Regions from separate parts of the Mus musculus genome. Here region 2 is linked to region 1. Evidence: chromatin contacts called from ENCODE Hi-C or POLR2A ChIA-PET data. All regions are on one chromosome and are shown on one strand. Each heading gives the region's core, a stretch centred on a gene start or an enhancer-like site at or near the end of the contact. The rest is flanking DNA. Distances are from core to core; before and after follow the strand shown.

Region 1 (7,256 bases), core at 2,745-5,244:
AATTCTCCCATCCCGATTTAACCCTGGGCCCTAAGTCAGATAGTAAGCGTAGCACTGCAGACCATCACAGAGTTTTTGTTGTCCAGCGCACCCCGGCCATAGATGAAGCCATTGCGTTCCAGGCCTGAGAACGGGGGCACCTCCCATCCTTCTTCCGGGGCAGGAACCACATCAATGTGAGCCATCAGCATGTAGGGCTGCAAACTGGGGTCTGAGCCTTGGATGGTGAACAGGTGGCTATACTTTGCCACGACTTCATGTTGGACAAGGCTGCTGTGGAACACTGTAGGGAAGGCTTGAGGAGGAGGGATGAGAAGCAGTAAGCAAGCCAGGGCCACAGGGTGGTTTCCTCTGTTTCCCCACCATTTCCTGTTCCCAAGTCTTTTTTTCTTTCTTTCTGCATTTTTTTTTGACTATGAGTGCTCCCTAGATCTAAATTCTGATCTGTCTATTGAATTTCTAAAATTCCTCTTCCATATATGTATAAATATATATAAAATATATGCAATATACTGTACACACACACACACACACACACACACACACAGATATTCCCTCCAGGATCAAACCCCTCCTATTTTAATATGTTATTTAAAACTGTGCCATTAAATATTAGGGGTTGGAGAGATGGCTCAGAGGTTAAGAGTATTAGTTTTTCTTGTAGAGCGCCAGGTTCAACTCCCAGCATCTACATGGTGACCCACAACCACCTGTAACTCCAGTTCCAGGGGAATTTGACACCCTCCTTTAGCCTCTGAAGGGTCTATACACACATAGTGCACAGATATACACATAGTGCATAGACATACATGCAGGCAAAACACACACATACACATATACACATACACACACACACACACACACACACACACACACACACTATGGGTAATAGCTCAAGATCTGACCCATTCTATCAACATGCTATCACACACTAACAGTTTTACAATTGAGGGTTGTTGTAAATAGGAATGTAATAGTTTCTCATACACAAATTGCTCAGAGGTAAACATGATCACTATGTACAAAACTCTGAGATCTGTCTCTTTTAAGAAAGTTTCATGGCCATGTGCCTGCAGTCCCAGGACTCAGGAGGCTGAGGGAGGAGGACCTTAGCTGAAGGCTAGTTGGGGCCCCATAATAACACCCTGTCTCAAAACCAAAACAGATGGGGGTGGGGCAGACAGAGAGACAGAGCCATATGCAAATGTCTTAGGGTTCCTATTGCTGTGATGAAACACTATGAGCAAAGCAACTGGAGGAGGAACGGTTTAACTGGCTTACATTTCTTTTGCCACTGTTCATTAGTGAAGGAAGTCAGGACAGGATCTCCAACAGGGCCAAAACCTGGAGGCAGGAGCTGATGCAGAGGCCAAGGAGGAGTGCTGCTTACTGGCTTTCTTAGTCTGCTTTCTGACAGAATCCAGGACTACCAGCGAGGGGTGGCCCCACCCACAATGGGCTGGGCCCTCTCCCATCAATCACTAAGAAAAATGCCCCACAGGCTTGTCTACAGCCCAATCTTACAGAGCATTTTCTTGAAGGAGGTTCTCTTCTCTTCATGACTTTAGCTGTGTCAAGTTGACATTAAACTATCCAGCACAGCAAGTTCTTATGGTTTTGTTTTGTTTTGTTTTGTTTTGTTTTGTTTTGTTTTGTTTTGTTCTGTGGCAGGCTTTCACCATGAAGTCTAGAAACCCATGATCCTCTTGCCTCAGCCTTCCAAGTTCTGGGATTACAGGTGTGAGTCACCATGCCTAGCTTCTTTTTTTAATATTTTCAATCAAAGGTCGATTGAATCCACACATATGAAATCCATGGGTATGGACAGTTGAATTTAATATTTTTAAAATTGTTATTACTTACTTTAAAATATATATGTATGTTTTATCTGATTGTATGTTAGTGTACTATGTGTGTGCCAAGAGGGTGTTGGATCCCCTGGAATTGAAGATTCAGGTGGTTGTGAATCACCATGTGGATGCTGGGAATTGAACCCAGGTTTTCTGGAAGAGCAGTAAGTACAATTAACCACGGAGCCCTTATCTTTCCAGCACCTATAATATGAATACATTAATTGTCTATTTGTGTAATGATGAATACGTGGTTGTTTCCATTTTAGGTTATTATAAATGATGCTATCATTAAGAAAGAAAAGTGCATTCCACCCTGTGTTTTGTGGAGATAAAAATGGTTCTGTCCAGCCATACTTCTGTATGCAGGTATGGATGTTCTCAGGGCAGATTAGTCACATTACTGGCAGGCCTTAGGAGTGTGTTAATAATTACTGTAAATGGAGCCCACTAGACATAGTGCCTGCATGCCACATGTATGTGTATGGTAACAGGGGTGGAAGTGCTGGAACAGAGTTCTAGACATTTGCACAAGAGAGTGAATCCCTTGTGTTACCTGTTAATGGTAGAGTTCGTTAATTGATACATATTTAGGGAAAATGTAGGCGCGTCAAACCCCAAACCCACAGTTAGTTCCCAGTTTTAGTTCTTCAAAAGCTAACCTATAGTTCTCACTTTATACTCCACTGTGGAATATTTGGATTCACCCCTTTATATATCCTATGTACAAAGTAAAAGGCAACCCCAGAGCAGGTGACTGTCTTCTATTAATGGCAAAATATATTTCCTTATTGCCCATCAAGGACAAAGTCTCCAGTGTATGTCTGCCACCCTTAGCCCTTAGTTTGTAGCTGACCTTTGCGGATATATTCTCCAAACTCAGCAAGGGCTGTGGTGTTGGATTCCTCGTGGCTGAAAGACACTGTGGGAATCTGGATGGCACCTGTTGGGATTCAGTGGTCAGAGACAGACGATTAAGGTTGATAGAGGTTGAGTGTTTCTGATAAAAGTCTGAAACCATAGCTGAATGTGGTGGTGCACAGCTGTAATCCCAGAACTTTGGAGGAGGGAGGGAGGGAGACAGGGAGAAGAAGATGAAGAAGATGAAGAAAAGCGGAGGAGGAGGAAGAGGCGGCGGAGGAGGAGGAGGAAAAAAAAAGAAGAAAAAGAAGTAGTAGAAGAAAGAACAAGAAGGAAAGAAAGAGAAAGAGAAGAAGAAAAATAGACAGATGATGGCAACCAACCAGCTTGCAGAGGACTATTTGCCCAATGCTCTGGGAAAACTATTCCCAGGCATCTCACTTCACTATGTGCACAATCCATCTTCCACTAAGGGTTAGCATTTGATCACTGTGTTGACTTGCATATGTTTGTGTAGGCAGTTTTTTTTTTTAATGAATCCACTACTTAATGAACAGAAAAGAGAAGTTGACAAGGCGTCCGTCCCACCAGCCTGCACAAATGCTCTTTTCTCCTGAAAGTCCAATGAGTTAGTTGCCTTGTTAAGTCCGTTTTAGGGGAGAACTACTTACATATTACATACACCCCAGGAATAATTCATTCTCTTCAGAGCCAGCGAGTCCTACTGACTCTACAATGTTATCCAGAGCTTTGTCCTTGAGGGAGTCCTGGGGAAGATCATTTAACGAAGCCAAACAGTTTTGTTTTAAGGCACCGCAGAGATTGAAAAGGTTAAAAGATTTAGAGTTGAAAGTGCTACAAATACTTTTTGGAGGCAGACAGGGGTAGGGTGGATGCCAACAGTGCTGAGAGGAGAGAAGCTGGAGCCTCTAGGCTAGGCAAGGGATTACCGACGCAAGTGCTAGACCAGTGCACAGTGTCCCGAAAGCTTGCAGAACGCTGGCTGGGCCCGCCCGCGTCCCTCAGCAGAGGGAGGTAGGCCCTCTGGGACTGAGGGACTCAGATCTGAGAACAAGGGGGCGGAGGTTCACCTTTCAGCGCCTCTTTTATAGCGACACGCTCCTCCTCGCTGAACTGGGAAGGGATCCGGGACGCCCCCCGATTTTCCCTGCTTCTAGGGCCAGTGGATCCGGAGACCGTAGCGAAAAAGAGAAGGAGCACAGCTGCCCAGGCGGGCAAGCTAGCAAGTAGCTCAGCCATGTCTCTCCCCAAAAGCCACCAGTCGGGCTAGAGTTTGGACCTAATAGCCTAAAGCATGACTCGCTGCTGACCAATCATTGATTGACCTGGACAGCAACCAACCAATCAATCGAGCGACCCGCCCTTGAGTTGCTGCCCTCTAGACAAGGGTCAGGACTAGCCTGCTCTTGTTCTGGCATTTACTACATGAGAGCAAAGGTGTGTGTGTGTGTGTGTGTGTGTGTGTGTGTGTGTGTGTTATAGCTTTAATTTCATCATAAACTGCAACAGTGTGTCTGTTGATAGGTAGTGCTTTGACAAACCAGCCCCGACGAGTTTGCTCCTGTTTTGAACCTTTTCTTAGCATGCCAAGATGTGACCTTGTGTCCTTGGGAAAATGAATAGAAATATGTAGCAGTGGTGGTGGTGGGGGAACTGGAGGTAGCCATTAGAAAGTCCCAGACACCAGGGAAGCGAGAGGTTCCCAGGACCCAATGGATATGACATTAGCCGAAATATCCAACAAAAGGGAGATAGAACCTGTAGAGAACACCTCCAGTAGATAGGCGTGGCCCCCAATTGAGGGTTGGGGCCACTCACCCATCTCAAAAATTTTAATCCAGAATTGTTCCTGTCTAAAGGAAATACAGGGACAAAAAACGGAGCAGAGACTGAAGGAAAGGCCATCCAGAGACTGCCCTACCTAGGGATCCATCCCATCTGCAGACACTAAACTGGATACTATTGCTGATGCCAAGAAGCGCTTGCTGACAGGAACCTGGTATAGCTGTCCCCTGAGAGGTTCTGCTAATGCCTGACTAATAATACAGATGCAGATACTCAAAGTCAACCATTGGACTGAGCACAGGGGTCCCAGTAGAAGAGTTAGGGGAAGGACTGAAAGAGCTGAAGGGGATCGCAACCCTATAGGAAGAACAACAGTATCAACTAACTGGACCCCACCCCCCTTAGCTCCCAGAGACTAAACCACCAACTAAAGAGCCATGGAGGGGTCCAGAGGTCCCATGTAGCAGAGGATGACCTTGTCTGGCATCAATGGGAGGGGAGACCAGGCAAGGGGAGGGGCAACATTTGAAATTTGAAAATGTAAATAAATAAGATAACCAATTAAAAAAAAAGAACTAATCCAGTGCTACAGGTCCCTTCCCCAAAGCTTTGAGGGTTAAGCCTGCCTGCCCTGGGGGTTTTCCTTTTAAAGTCCAACAAACTGTCCCCCAGTTTCTGTTAGAGTGTATTCTTTGTCCTCAAGCTTCCATTTGTGATGGTTCTCAAATTCTTTTATTAACGACACCAAGAACCCCAAGAGGGGCTCTGATTTTTCGGGTGTAATATGATGGTCCTACTAGAACTCTGAAAATAGATCTTCCTTTTAATTCTTTAATTGACAGAGAAAACGAAACACAGTACTGTCCCTCTAGACAGGTTTCATTAGTACACTTTATTCATGTATATATTTTGATTAAATTTATTCCTAAGCTGTTCTTCTCGCTCTCTCTCTCTCTCTCTCTCTCTCTCTCTCTCACACACACACACACACACACACATCCACTGATAACCTCTTATCCCAACTAGTCTTTGTCTGGTGTGTGTGTGTGCACATGCGTGTGCACGCTCTCGTGTGTGCATGTATGTGTTCTAGTGAGTTTAGTAAGGGCTACATCCAAATGTGGCAGGCGTGCATTCTGCAATAATCCTGCCCATGCACCTCCCACCCACATGTGATCAAGCACATTGGGTGCAGTTGGGCCAAACTAACCAGTTTAGGGGAGTGAGAACATGGACACTAGCCTCCAGCATTTTCAGAAGCATCTCTCCCGGGGCAAGGGTCATACAGGTTAGAGGCATTTTTTGCTTTATGGACCGCTTAGACACAATCATTAAAACAACTGGTTCTCACATCCCCCCCCCCCCCATGGAGTTGTATCCTGAGTCAAATCCTTGACTTCCATGTGGGCACCTGTTTATATTGGGATCTAATAACCATTAGCTTAGTGGTAGGGTTTAATCCAGTTAAGACATGAATGATGCAAGAGCCAAAACAGCACTTAAAACAGAGCCAGAAGGATCAAAGGTCCTGCGATGGCTGACATCCATTCCTACCTAGGAAGAGCCTGGAGATGAGACTGAGTGGCAAGTCATTTATTTCATCTCAGCCACCCCCCTCCTTCTTGCAATGCTTTCTTAATACAGTCAGATTATTTCTAATGTTTCCTGAGTGATTCATATAGAAACAACGTTCTTTTCTTATAGACACAAAATACCTCCTTGTTCTGCATAAAGCAGGTCAACTGCCTTGCCATACTGTAGAATTATTTCAGCTAATGAGTCTACCTGTTGATAGATCTGGGCCTATTGGGTTTTCCGCAGGCACCTTTCCTGGTATGCCGATGGGTACTATAGGTAGTCATTTTGTCCTTTATGCTAAGGAGCTTTCTTTTGACCTAGTTATTTTAGCTAGTTAAAGATATGGGGCAATATATGGCTCTTAGATACTGCTGATCTTTCCCAGGAGGACTGAAAGGCTGGGTTAAAAGCGGGGAGGGGATTCAGGCAACGGGGCATTCATCAGAAGCAGCTGGTTAGCTGACCCAGCTGAGGAGACAGGGAGCAATCACACGAGCCAGACTGGTTCACAATTAGCTTTCAGCAAATCCAGAGCTCACAGCTGTTTATAGTCAGCAGCTGATTCCTCTCCATTAGCCTGAACCAAAAAGGCTTGGATGGTTAGACATCAGGAAGAATTGTGCAATGGAGAGAAAGGAAAGTTTGGGATTTCACTGTCTTTTCTAAACCTTGGAGATCTTGAAGCAAGAGAGAGATATGAGCTATATACATTAAAATGTCCCGTAAGTATTTAAAATCTGCTTTTTAAAAGAAATCCAGTTTAAAAAAAATTTAAATGCTTTGTAAAATTTGAAAAGAAAAGAAACATTAAGTTCCTTTTTTTTTTTTTTTGCTAACTGCTTCTGGGCCTTCACTCCATAGAAGAAAATTTGTTTTTCCTTTGCCAGCAGGGATCAGTTACAAGGTTTTTGTTTAGGAGTGGGACCCTCTGTCCACTAACCCCTCTCAGTACTGGGATCCTGTCTGGCTTGATAAGAAAGAAAGAAAGAAAGAAAGAAAGAAAGAAAGAACGAACTAAACAAAGATCACCACATAGCCTAGCTAAGCCACTCTGAGTATTTATGTGGAGGACTCAAGTCAACAGATTACAGAGACACTGCAAAGCCAAAGTTATGTTTTAAGTTTTTAAAGATTTATTTATTTAATTTATGTGACTACACT
Region 2 (6,652 bases), core at 1,797-4,296, 42 kb before region 1:
TCTATACTGGGTCTCTGTGCCCTGTTGGGGGAAAGCCTCTCTGTCCCCTTGCTGGAATGGGGAGGAGTCAGAAGAGTGAAAACCTGGACTGCTGACCCCCTACTGAGAAGGCAGAGTGACAGAGAGTCACTCTGGGCCCTGACGACACTGCGTGTGTCCCAGAATGCGGCTGCTTTTTAGTTCCCAAGGTCAGTATGTTCTGCTTTGGAATGAAACCTAGTAGAGATCATTCCTGTCACTTGCAGTAGGACACATGGCTGACACTACTAATGCATTTCCAGTATGTGCTCCGTTTCTGCCCCTCTAGGGGTTCAGATGGGGTCTATGGTGAGGTTGGTACAGGGGATGAGAACCCAGGGCCCCAGCATACCTGCTGATAGCCATAGCAATGATGACAGGCTCCCAGCCTGAATACAACACCTCCCTTGTGGCCGGGCTTCTTCGGGCCAGCACCACCCAGACAGGCAGCAGGGCCACAAAGAAGGCACACACCAGGGGATAGATGTATCGCCAGTGCTCTGTGGGGGCAGAGATCAGAGGGAAATAAGCACCTTTAGTTCCCAGCTTTCCCCAGCTTAAGCTGCAGATGTCCCAAGAGACCAGCTCATCCACAGTCAGTCATTCTACCCTAAGTGCCTGGATGCACAGCACCTCACCTCATCAATGAGGCCAGCTTTGCCCATTTTGCAGAGGAAGAAATGAAGTATTAGAGCTACCCAGGCACTGTATGGCTTCTCAGACAGTGCCATACTATGGAGCCCAAGTTGGCCTCATACGGTCTTCCTGCTTTTTCCTCTTGAGTAGCTGGGATCATAGGTGTGCGTGCGCACCACCATGCCCAGTTGAGGCAAGAAAGTTAACAGGCAGAGAGCAGACTGTATGTCTCCTGGTCTGATCCCAGCAATCTCTGCCTCCCATCCATCCTCCTCTCCAGTTTGCTAGCAGATTCTAGTCTTCCATTCTTTCCTTTCCCTTCCCCACATCTCACCTCTCCAGGAGAAACAAAACCCCTAGGGTCAGGCAGGGATGAGTGCTGATACGGTCCTTCCTCTGGTGCCTGCCTACAGGATCTGACATCAGTGTCTATCTAGCCTTGCTACCCTGCGCCCAGAAGTTGTGACAAACTGTTCGTACAGTTAACAGTACAGGAAAAATCTTCACACGCTTGCAAAATGGTCCCTATCTCTCCCAGTCCCACCCAAGCCATTCTCAGTGGCCTTAGCCTTACTCAGTTCCAGGTAGAGTCCCCAGCTGATGCCTGAGAGGAGTGCCAAGGTGATGAGGTCGCCCAGGCTAGCGGCGATGGGCGTGGCTACGTTGTCTGGGTTGATCCCAATCTTTCGAGACCCAATGATGACTCCGATCATGATCATACCTGGTGAGGAAGGAGAGGCAGGCCGGGTAGGGTGAGAAGGGGAAAAAGATATTAATAAACAAAAGGGAACGTCGACGTGCAAGACAGAGTGAGCAGCACCCCCACACCCTGAGCCTTCCCTTCCTTACCCAGGACCAAGGAGGCAATGAAGGCTGTAGCCACACTGCTGGCGCATAGCAGGAAGGCGTGTGGGATGCTAAAGTGGCCATCAGGGATCCAGCCAAAGACGACGGCTGCGATGGATGCCAGGAAGCCTACCACCGTGGCTTGTACCTGGGGAGAGGCATGGTAATGTGGAGTCTGGAGCAGAGCTCCTTAGCTGAGGTCACTAAACACCCAATGGGTAATTCCTGGTCCTTAGCAAGCACGCAGGACTGGGCCCTACAGTTCTTGCAGGCTAGAAGGATGACTTTATTTAGTTTTTGTGCTACCTTAGAATAGGGTAATGTACCCTACAAAAATCCAGACATGTTACTGGCTGGTTGGATGCTTCTCTGGAGATGGGGTGAGAATCAACAGCCCAGAGATCAGTCAGAGTCAAGGCCCAGGATTCAAGGGGGAAGAAATTTGATCTGTGTGGCCTCCTGGGAAGATGGGACAGCAGTGGCAGAGGACACTCTAACATTCACACATCTGATTCTACTGCAAAGATTAGTGAAGGCTCAAAATCCCCCAAACCACCTAGTGCCTGGACATGTGATATGGAAGCTGCTGGGGCACTCCCTGTCTTGGCCATTTTCCTGAGTAACTAGTCACCTCCTAGCCTACTTTGCAGATGCCGGAGAATCACATAGGATCCAGCTGGGCTGACCTAAGCCTTTCAGGGATTCCTGACTAAGGAGATGCTTAGCCTATTGTCTCTGGTCTATGTTTTCTTACCTGGATAAGGGCCATATTCCCCGTGATCATCCGCCAGAGCTCCTTAGGTGTGTCCATTTGTCCAATGTTGGCCTGAAAGAGGGAGGGTGAGGGGCTGGAGCAGGCTGCACAGGGTTTGGGGCTCTATCTGTTTGACTGGATCAAAAAAGCAATGCATATAGATAGCCTAAGGCTCTAGGGCCAGAGCAAGAGAGCACCCAGGGCAGGTGTACTCTGGGCTGTGAGGGGGCTTGTGGCAGATCCCACTCTGTCCTGTTTATCCAGGCAGCACGTTCCTGCATGGGTCTGTATAACTGTCCTGGCCCAGAAGCAGCCTGTTCTCTTAGGGAAGGCAAGGTCAGTTGCTGGCCCAAGGGCTGAGGCTGCCAGTATTTGGAAAGGAAAGAGTGGGTTGCACCAGCCAGGAGAAAGGAAGAACAAGTTGGGGTGGGTTAGGCTAGCTGCCCTCAACACCATCTTCTCCAGACTTGGCCACGGAGAGACATGCCTGGTCCTGAGTTTTAACACCTCTTGCCTCTCAGCCATGGCTTTCTATTGGGCTCAGTCCACGAAATGTCTATCTGTGGCTGATCTAAAGGATTTTGGGAGGTGGAAAGGCCAATTCTCTTGAAGAATAAGCTGCCACAGGGAAAGGGGGTGGTTTGAAGGGGTGTGGGGAAGGCCTGGCTCTGCTCCTGCCCAGCTGCAGAGTAGGGCTGGAGATCAGAGGAGGCCCCCACCTGTGTGGCTGGAGGGACCAGCATGATGCCTGCCTGTCAAAGCTGCACAAACAGTCACGAGGCAGGTTGCAAAGCAGGAGGTGGGGCAGGCATCCAGGGATGGCTGGGACATCCAAAGCCTGAGCCTGGGAACCATTCTGGGCAGGGAGCCCCTGCCCAGGGACAGGACACCCAGTCTGGGATCTCCCTCCACGGCTTCCCTTTCCTCCCCCAGCCCAGGCAGTTGTGTGGAGACTTACCAGTCTCCATGTTGCCTGCTACCTTCTCCCTGACCCTCTCCCCTACTTCCCACAGCTAGGACACTCACTGCAGTGGACAGCCTCGACGCCAGGGTCATTTCCAAGTTCCCTTTGAGCCCCAGCAGTGCAGGCACCAGGATGAAGACCTCTGTCACCTTCTGGAAGACCTCCCAGTGCTATAAGATGAACACAGAGTCCAAGAATTTCAGTACCTCAAAGGACTGGCATTGGAGCTGAACAGAGTGGGGTCAGGGGACAGCAGAGGGAAACAGGGCCAGCTGGAGCAAGCACGAGAGGCACCTTACCTCCCCGCAAGAAGCCTAAAAGTAGAATAAGTCTATGAATTCCAAAAAGCACAGCCTAGCCACCATCTCAGAACAGGAGGGATCCCTAGCCTGACTTCTAATATGCTTTCATGGGGACCTTGCAGAGGAGCCACCCCACGCTGGCTTATGTTCTAGAACCCTTAGTGATATACTCTCTCAGAGAGCACTCTGCAGCCCCCTCGCCTGCCTTTATCCAGTTGCTCTGTGGCCTCGGCCTTGGGAGGTGTTGTCTCAGCTGTGGAGAGCTCAGCTCCACAGGGCTGGGGCCGGGGTGACTAGAGCGTTTGTTTGGTTTCTATTTCCAAGGGCTTTGGGTCTCAGCCACAGTGACTTTCCCCTAGCAGGTTCTGAATTTAGACATTGCTTCTCCTATGCTGATCTGCAATAGATTTCTGATTCCTTTCTATGCACCCAATCTCTTAGCTAACAGAAGCAAATACACCCCTGTTGGGAGAGGCTGGGCCTGGAGTCAGGAGATATGGGTTCTAGTCCTGGGTCAATCAGTCCTGGCTCTCCCACCAACTTCCTTGGCCAACCTATGTTAATGCATTTTTTTTTCACTTAGTCACCTCAACAAGCCAATAAAGAGGTTTTTTTTTTTTTTTTTTTTTGTTCCCATTTTGCGCATGAGAAAACTGAGGCTCAGGAAGTACTGTCTTAGTTACTGTTGGAACCTAGGTTGGCCACTCAAAGTCCCCTTAGTTGTAACCAAAACTGAGGATTTCCCTAAAGAAGCTGGGATTATCCCCACCACCCTCCCGCCCTAAAGGGCATGGAGTTCTAAGAATGGAAAGCCTGCACGTTTGTGAGGGGAGGAGGGGCAGGCAGCAGGTGGAGGTATACAGGTTCTTTTGGGTGTCTGGAGACAAGGAGCTGTAACGTAAGTGTGCTGAGCTGAGAGCCTTATGAGCCTCTAAGAGATACAGCGAGGGCTCTCACGCTGCTTCCTCAGCAAGCTTTCTCACGATGGATGGCAGGCTGGGGCCTTCAGACATGCTACAAGGCACCAAGCTCCTGCTTAAGCGGTCAGGGGCTAGACTAGAGAGCTAGCTCATAAGGCAATTCCAGCCCCTCGACCCTACTGCTAAAGAACAAGGCTGCCAATCCAAACCACAGTGAGAGGTCACCTCATGCCTGTTAAGACAGTTAAGAGGACAAACAGAAAATACCAAGTATTAGCACAGACATGGAGATGGGAACATGTCTGCACTATTGGTGGGACTATAAAATGGGGCTACTTTGAAGAACAATAAGACAGTTCCTCACACTAAAAATCAACTGCATGTGTATGCCCAGCACTTGGGAGGTATAGGTATTTCTGAAAGCTCAGGGCCAGCTATCTACGTGGCAAGACTGTCTTAAAAATGAATAAGCCAGGTGGTAGTGGTGGCGCACACCTTAATTAAGCCCAGCACTTGGGAGACAGAGGTAGGTGGATCTCTGAGTTTGAGGCCAGTCTGGTTTACAGAGAGTTCTAGGACAGCCAGGGCTACACAAAGAAACCCTGTCTTGAAACCAAAACCAAAACCAAAAAAAAACCCCAAACTAATCAACCAAATAAATAAATACCCAAATATGCTGGGGAGATGGCTCGGTCTGTAAAATGCTTGCTACACAAGTCTCTGTACTAGAGTCTGGATTCCCTAACCTGCGCGTGAAAAGCCAGGCTCAGCAGTGTCCCTAACCCCAGCACTAAGGCTTGCTGGGCCTTGAAGATTAATGAGTCACCAGCTTAGCCAATCAGGGAGCTGCAGGTTCAGTGAGAGACTCTATCTCAAAAAGCTAAGGTAAGAGGTGGGTCTGGGGAGATGGCACAGTGGTTTAGAGCACTCATTCCTCTAGCAGAGGACTGGGGTTCTATTCCCAACACCCACATAGTGGCTCACAACTGTCTAAATTCCCAAGAGATTTGACACCCTTTTTTGGCCTCCCCAGAAGCATTAGGCATGCACATGATGCACAGATGTGCATGTGCAGGGAAAACATGCATACACAAAAAAGAGTGCTTGTGTGTGTACACACACATATGGTGGAGAGCAACAGAAAAAAAATGTCCTATGTTGACCTCTGGTCTCCATGTATGTGCACATACCCATACAACATGTATACAATTCATGTAACACACACACACACACACACACACACACACACACACACACACACAAATGAACAATTAAACAAGTACAATGGCCATATGGTCTAGCAATCCTATTTCTTCTCCTGACTACTTAGCCCTGAGTCCTAAGTATTTATCCAAAATAACTGAGTGAAAGCAGGATCTTGAAGAAATATCTGTCCACTCCTGTTCATAGCTTCATGTATTCATGACAGCCAAGAGGTAGAATTGATCCAACTGTCCACCAATAGCTGAGTGGACCAGTACAATATGGTATACAAATATTGAAGTATGACTGTCTTGAAAAGGAAATCCTGTCCCATGCCACAACTTAAGGACATTCTTAAGGACATTCTACCACAACAGTCAGCCATGACAAGGCAAATATTGCATGATTCCACTTACATAAGGTCTGCAGTAGTCATCATATTCATAGAAGTGTGCACATGTGCGCACACACACACACACACACACACACAGAGAGAGAGAGAGAGAGAGAGAGAGAGAGAGAGAGAGAGAGAGAGAGAGAGAGAGAATGAATTGTGGTTGCTAAGGGCAAAGGGCCTGGAGAGAACAGGATCAGCATTCCGTGGATGCAGAGTGGAGCTGAGAATGTAGTTTACATACTTCAAGATGGTTACGGTATAGTTTTGTGTTATGTGATTTTCTGCAACATTAAAAGTAAACATACAAACAACCCAGATGGTGTGTCTGTAATTCTAGCATTCAGAGACTGAGGCAGGAGGATTGGGAGTCTGAAGATAGCTAGAGGTACAAAGAGAAACTTTATCACAAATAAACAAACAAACAACAAGATGCACAAGGTTGGGCCAGGGAGCAGAGATGAAGACACTGGTGGTCCTATAAGGCGAAGAACTTGCCTTCTTGTTAGTGTTCTTAGAGTGTGTGAAGTGAACAGGATCCAGAGAACAGCTCATTTGTTGCAGGGCTGCAGCATAGCCTTGTCTGAGCTCCTAGGCCTAGGATTTTGTAGTGAC

The links. Hi-C counts contacts between places; a loop is a spot of excess contacts on that map. ChIA-PET counts read pairs that join two places held with the same protein, here RNA polymerase II (POLR2A).
Region 2: a loop to region 1 is called in a map of heart, with 1.9 times the contacts of the local background. The contact joins the enhancer-like site here to the promoter of Pm20d1 in region 1. A Hi-C loop is called at or near these places in 1 of 37 maps with a recorded cell type or tissue (heart). POLR2A ChIA-PET finds 5 or more read pairs at or near these places in 3 of 5 experiments (all embryonic stem cell).

Annotation. Positions count from the first base shown.
Region 1 is chr1:131,794,133-131,801,388 of GRCm38, reverse strand. It overlaps Pm20d1 (peptidase M20 domain containing 1), which reads right to left and starts at 3,994. Exons shown (of 13, transcript NM_178079.3): 1 at 3,803-3,994; 2 at 2,707-2,793; 3 at 63-295. The coding sequence starts at 3,971.
Region 2 is chr1:131,835,851-131,842,502 of GRCm38, reverse strand. It overlaps Slc41a1 (solute carrier family 41, member 1), which reads right to left. Exons shown (of 11, transcript NM_173865.3): 3 at 3,281-3,388; 4 at 2,255-2,326; 5 at 1,504-1,648; 6 at 1,229-1,375; 7 at 371-518. Among named protein-coding and RNA genes, the nearest start is that of Slc41a1, 11 kb to the right of the region's middle. Within about 2 kb of position 3,046, at least 1 of the 3 ENCODE cell types and tissues checked has a DNase peak (open chromatin) inside an H3K27ac peak, as active enhancers do.